Regions from separate parts of the Homo sapiens genome. Here region 1 is linked to region 2. A link is an interaction called in ENCODE POLR2A ChIA-PET data of the cell type or tissue named here. Cell type or tissue: GM12878. All regions are shown on one strand. Links, peaks and the distances in the headings refer to the core of each region. The heading gives the core; the rest is flanking DNA.

Region 1 (2,913 bases), core at 155-2,654, 360 kb before region 2:
AGCTGGAGGTCATCCTCAGTTCTTTGCCATGTGGCCCTCTCCACAGGCAGCTCACAACATTGCATCTTGCTTCTTCAAGCCAAGACAGAAGTCATAATCTTATGTAACAGAATCACATACATGCAATCATGTATATCCTGCCACCTTTGCCATATTCTATTGGTTAGATGCAAGTCACAGGTCTTGCCCTCAAGGGGAGGAGATTACATAAAGGAATGAATACCAGGAGGCAGGGATTATGGGGACCACTTTAGAGTCTGTTTACCACAGTGGGGAAGTACATGGGCCATTCCAGGAACAGAGATGTGCCAGGGTTACTAAAGTGTGATGAGAATGGAGGAAGATTTTTGGAATTTCCAAAGAAAGGAAAGCTCCAGGCTGTTTGGGCCCCAGACTACAGTGAGTAGACTGGGAGGGTCCACCTAGCAAATGGAGCTCACATTTTCTCTTTGTTTAACAGGAGCTTGTGAATCCAGAGCCCAACACTTACATCCAAATCAACCCCTCCGTCTAATGGAAGCAGAGATCTTTTCTCCAGGAGTCCTAGAGAAACCATGCTTGATCATATATTTAATGACATTTATTAAGTGCATATTATAAGCCAGTCATTCTCTGTCATCTCTGTAGACCTTGTGATGTTCTACTGCAATGGGTTGGTCAGGCCCTGGCTTCCATAGAATCTTAGATTTTGACTCATATTTTTTTTCAAAGCAATAGTAAGGGTAAAAATGACAGCCCGTGGATCTAGAGTTAGAGGACCAAGGTTTGAGACTGAACAGCTTAGGATATCATAGTTGCAGGCTGAGGATGAGCAAACACTGTTGGTGGACTCCAGAGAGAAGAGTGAGTCTGAGTCAGCCAGAGAGGAGTAGGGGACAAAGACAGGTGTCAGAGAAGAAGTGGCTTTTCAAATCATGATAGAAGATAAGGAACAAGGAGCTCTTAAGAAATTAAGAGCTCTTAATAAAAGGAGAAAACACGTAGTGAAGTGAGGGATTGAGGCTCCTGAGGAGAGGTAGGCATGAAATGCTTAGAATCCTGAGAACTGCAGGGGCGGAGAGAGTCAGAATGAGATTTGCTGAAGGTAAAGAGAGTTAGGAGACAAGGATATCTCCATGGTTTCTTGCCAGGGCAACTGGATGATTGGCAGGTCACTTTCTGAGAAACTTTGGGATAAGGAGAGAAATAAAGAATTTGCTTCATGTCAAGAATTTAGACATGTCAAGAATCAGTTGCAGAATCAAGTAGGCAATTGTTCATAAAAATCTAGACAGATCATGGCTGGAGATACACATTTGAGAGTTGTCAGTGGGACTTAAAGTTATGGGGCTGGATGAGCTCCTCTGTCAGGGGGGTCCCCAAGACCACCTCATGCTCAAAGATTTTCTAGAGGAATTCATAGGACCCAATTGTTATACTCATGGTTATAGTTTATTACAGCAAAAGGATGGAGAATAAAATTAGCAAAGGGAAAAGGTGCATGGGGTGAAGTCTGGAGGATACCCTGCACCAGCTTCCAAGTGTTCTCTTTCAGTGGAGTCACATGGTGTATTAGTCTGCTTTCTTTGGCCTATAACAGAATATCTAAATCTGGGTAATTTGTTTTAAAAAGGAAATTTATTTCTTACAGTTATGGAGGCTTAGAAGTCTAAGGTCTAGGGGTTGCATCTGGTGAGAGCACTTCTTGCTGGTGGGGACTCTCTGTGGAGTCCTGAAGTGGTGCAGGGAATCACATGCCAAGGGGACTGAGTGTGGTAACATGTTAGCTCATGTTTCTCTTTCTTTTCTTATGAAGCTACCAGTTCCACTCCCATGATAACCCGTTAATCCATTAGTCCATGAATGGATTAATCCATTCATGAAGGCAAAACCCTCATGAGCCAATCACCTCTTAAAAACCCCCACCTCTCAATATTGCCACACTGGGGATTAAGTTTCAACATGAGTTTTGGAGGAGACAAATATCCAAACCACAGCACATGGGAAATCCCCCAGCAATGATGTGTGACAACGTGTGTGAAGCATTGCCATCGAGGGAAGCTCACCTAAACCTGGGTGTCCATGGTTTTTATAAAGGGTCAGTCACTGAAGCTCCAGACTCCTAGAAGGAAAGCAGATGTTCCTCCATAAATTACACTGTTAGTATAAACCATCTGGACAAAGTGGTACAGCATGGCTCAAGGCCTCAGGCAAACAAAAGCACTCTTACCAGATAGAACATTATGAGAGCTCAGTTCCCAGAGCTGCCCAAAGGCTAGTCAGGAAAACAGGACCTTCTGGGGAACTTACAGAGTTTGAGCAATAGGCCTGTTATGTCAACCCCAAGCAGAGTGGATGAAGACAAGGCAAGGGACAGGCTGACAGCTGATTCCTGGGTTCCTCTGATGTTTACAGGAGAGATCAAGCAAAGGAGACAAAAAAGGACTGTTAACACAGGGGGAAACCAACACTGAAAACTCCTGGAAATGAAGAGTTTTCAGAATGCGTTGTTGCTATCCTTGGAGCTGAATGGCTATCATAATGATGATAACATTAATTCAGATTTTAAAAATTAATCATTAGATGTGATACAAGAGACCGGAATTAGGATCTTAAGGGTTGCACTCAGTAGTACCAGAAACACCACCCTATTTGAACCCTGAGAACTTTCCTCTTCCCTGCCAAGAAATGTCCCCCTCCCCCTGACATCCTAGAGACAGATCATGCCCTTTTACCCTCTCGTTACTCTTACTTTGTTTTCTAGTATTTATAGTAAATGGATTCATAATCTTCTTGCTCTTCACTGTATCTTGAGCCCTTATCCAATTCATGGCCAATAAACAGAATCTTAATATAAACTTTGGTCTCAGCTCTTCCCGACAGTTGACAGATAAATCTCTAGATTAGATAGGCATCTTTCTAGAATGTTCCTGA
Region 2 (2,913 bases), core at 137-2,636:
ATTTTGTAAAACATTTATAAGTAATATAAACATGGAACCACTAAAACAAAATGCATTAGAAATTTAACCATTACTATCTTTACATCCTGATTTCATAGGTAATTACAATTTTTGTATCTTCGTATTTCTGTAATTTCTGAATGCTTCACAGTGATACGGTTCTATTAGAATGTGAAATATTTGTAATAAATGAAACAAAATAGTTGACAGTTTTTAAAAACTGAGAAAACTCCAAGGCAATTAGCCTTGCTCTTAAGGTCCTTTAATCAAGTTCTAACTTACTTTCCCCACCTGAGTACAGCTAGTTCCTCTGCCTCAATGAGAATATATCCAAGAGATGATCAACTCGGGCTCTGACCCTGAATGCCTAGGTTCCAACCCAAGTTTCACCTCTTACTACTTGGATGACCAGTACCTCTCCACAGAGTCACGTTGCGGCTTAAACGTATCTAATTGTATAAATCCCCTAGAATTGAAGTTAGCAATTAAGGCTTAATTATTATAAATGCCCATGCCCTATTACACATGCTACAAAGATACAGTCTCTGTAAAAGAAAAATGACAAGTCACACTCACGTGGAGCTTTGCTTTCAGTAGCCAAGAAGTCAGTCCGCGCAGTCCTTTTTCAGGCTGGGGAAGGAGAAAGCTGTGAAACATCCTGACTGGGTCGCTGTCCCTGAGAAAAGTTAAATGCTCCCCTCCCTTCGTGGAAGTGGACGCAACCCTCGCCTGCCTAAAAAGAGGTCAGAAGGCGTCCGGGATCGTCCAGCGTCCTGCAGGGATCAGAGATAAGGGCTGAGGCCCCTGCTGCTGGAGCTCTGACCCCACCGGGGGACCTAACAGGTTTCGTGGGAAAGTAACAAGAAACCACCACTCACCAAGTGACAGGGACTGTTTGTGTTGTGTAACCTATTCCAGTTACCAAAACGATTCTACAAAGATGGTCCTAACGTCCCCATTTTAAAGAACAGCAAGGAGAGGCCCAGGGAGATTAACACGCCAACCTTGCACTGTAAAAAAGTGACTGCGCGCCTGGAGTGCAGGGAGGCGGAGTGGGCGAGCTCAGAGCCCCGGAAACCCTCAAACCAGGCGAGACGCGACCCAACCAAGTCCCAATGCCCCCCGCCTCCCGCCGCGGGACACGAGGGGAGCCCCAGCCCAAGAAGGCTCCGCTGACACAACAAAAGCCGCCGCCCTCGCCCCACCAAACCTCTGCTCTCCCACGAGGCTTCTTTTCCCATAACCGGACCACCAGGTCCCAGCGAGCCCCAATCTTAAGTCCCTGACATTAGGAGGGGCCCGCGAGTCGCGGAACTGGAAGAAACTACCGTGGAATGTGCCGTGACAATCGCCCCCTCTTCCCTGGAGCGGAAGTGCCCGCGACTCCACTGATTGGCGGGACTACATTTCCCAGAATTCCCCGGATCCCCCTGCGTGGGTCAAATGGACCACGACTCCACTGAGCGTTTGGATTACACTCAGAATGCTGAGGGAAAAACGTTCAGAATCTCACCCTTCAGGGAAAAGCGATGGGACTCCGCGGTGCTCCTTGCCTACGATTCCCGCACTGCCCATGGGGAACGAATCCTATATCGCTGAGCGCTTGGTAGGGAATGTGGACTGTGACCCTGAGAGTCGTCCTTCCCTCTGCCTGAGTCCTTGAGCGAAAATATTGAATAGACAGCAATTCCTGAAGTCTAAACGCCTCCCAGGACTACGGAGGATTATTGGAAAGAGAACAAGCGAGGAGATACAATCTTCAAGGACTAAATGGGGAATGACTTTTTAGGGGTCAGTAGATGATTGATGATTGATTACTATAAACTGATAATATGAGGCCAAAACTAAAAGTTGGAAGAGTGAGCAAGTACAATGGTTTGGGAGAGGCAATGAAGAACAAAGAAGGTGCCAGCCCCTACTCCAGACGCTGTGGTACCACTGGTTTGGCAGGAAAAACAATCATCATTTGAGAGGGCCAGTGGGGAAGCCCTGTCCTCATGGAAAAGCTATCTTCTTTCGTTTACACTTTTCATGGTATTATGTCTACTGAAGAGGTAAAAACACCAAATTTCAGAGAAGCTCTTAAATTGCCCAATACTTCAAAGCAAGTATAACTGGTGAAGCGCTTGGCATTGATGTCAGACACCCAATGCCTATGATTTATTTAATGCAGTAGCATTAAGGAGGATCCTATACGTGAAGGAACATATTTTATTTTCTTCCTTTATATTTTTTGGTTAAAATATCGTCATTATAGTTAGCAATTTGGAATCTGGCTTACATTGGTTGATACAAATAAATAATAGAATAAAGCAAAATCAGAAAAAAACCCATCTAAAATCTTTCTTCAAGATAACCAGGGGCTGGGTGCGGTGGCTCACGCCTGTAATCCCAGCACTTTGGGAAGGCCAAGGCGGGCGGACCATGAGGTCAAGAGTTCGAGACCAGCCAGGAGAACATGGTGAAAACCCATATCTACTAAGAATACAAAAATTAGCCGGGCATGGTGGTGCGTGCCTGTAATTCCAGCTACTCGGGAGACTGAGGTAGGAGAATCGCTTGAACCTGAGAGGCAGAGGTTGCAGTGAGCCGAGATCATGCCACTGCACTCCAGCCTGGGCGACAGAGCAAGACTCTGTCACGGAAAAAAAAAAAAAAAAAAAGATAACCAGATTTTTTTCTCCCCATAAACATACATTGGCCTATTGATATGGTTTAGATCTGTGTCCCCACCCAAATCTCATGTTGAAATGTAATCCCCAGTGTTGGAGTTGGGGCCTGGTGGGAGGCGATTGGATCACCGGGGAGGTTTCTAATGGTTTAGCACCATCCCTCTAGTGCTGTTCTCCTGATAGAGTTCTCATGAGATCTGCTTGTTTAAAATTGTGTAGCATCTCACTCCTCGCTCTTTTC

Evidence for each region. Peaks named below come from ENCODE experiments on the same cell type or tissue, not always from the same donor. Only the 100,000 strongest peaks of a DNase experiment are listed, where the experiment ranks them.
Region 1: POLR2A ChIA-PET joins it to region 2 with 15 read pairs; 2 of 35 experiments call an interaction of 5 or more read pairs at or near these places.

Annotation. Positions count from the first base shown.
Region 1 is chr19:44,503,762-44,506,674 of GRCh38, reverse strand. It overlaps CEACAM20 (CEA cell adhesion molecule 20), which reads left to right. Exons shown (of 12, transcript NM_001102597.3): 12 at 461-516. The coding sequence ends at 514. Among named protein-coding and RNA genes, the nearest start is that of ZNF180, 4.7 kb to the right of the region's middle. In GM12878, for the core only: no CTCF peak of the experiment used is centred there; no DNase peak of the experiment used is centred there.
Region 2 is chr19:44,140,031-44,142,943 of GRCh38, reverse strand. It overlaps ZNF234 (zinc finger protein 234), which reads right to left and starts at 1,390. Exons shown (of 6, transcript NM_006630.3): 1 at 1,211-1,390; 2 at 577-630. RefSeq lists enhancers at 903-952, 618-1,208, 963-1,362. In GM12878, for the core only: a CTCF peak has its summit at 1,292; a DNase peak (open chromatin) is centred at 1,403; H3K4me3 peaks cover 1,948 bases; H3K27ac peaks cover 1,277 bases.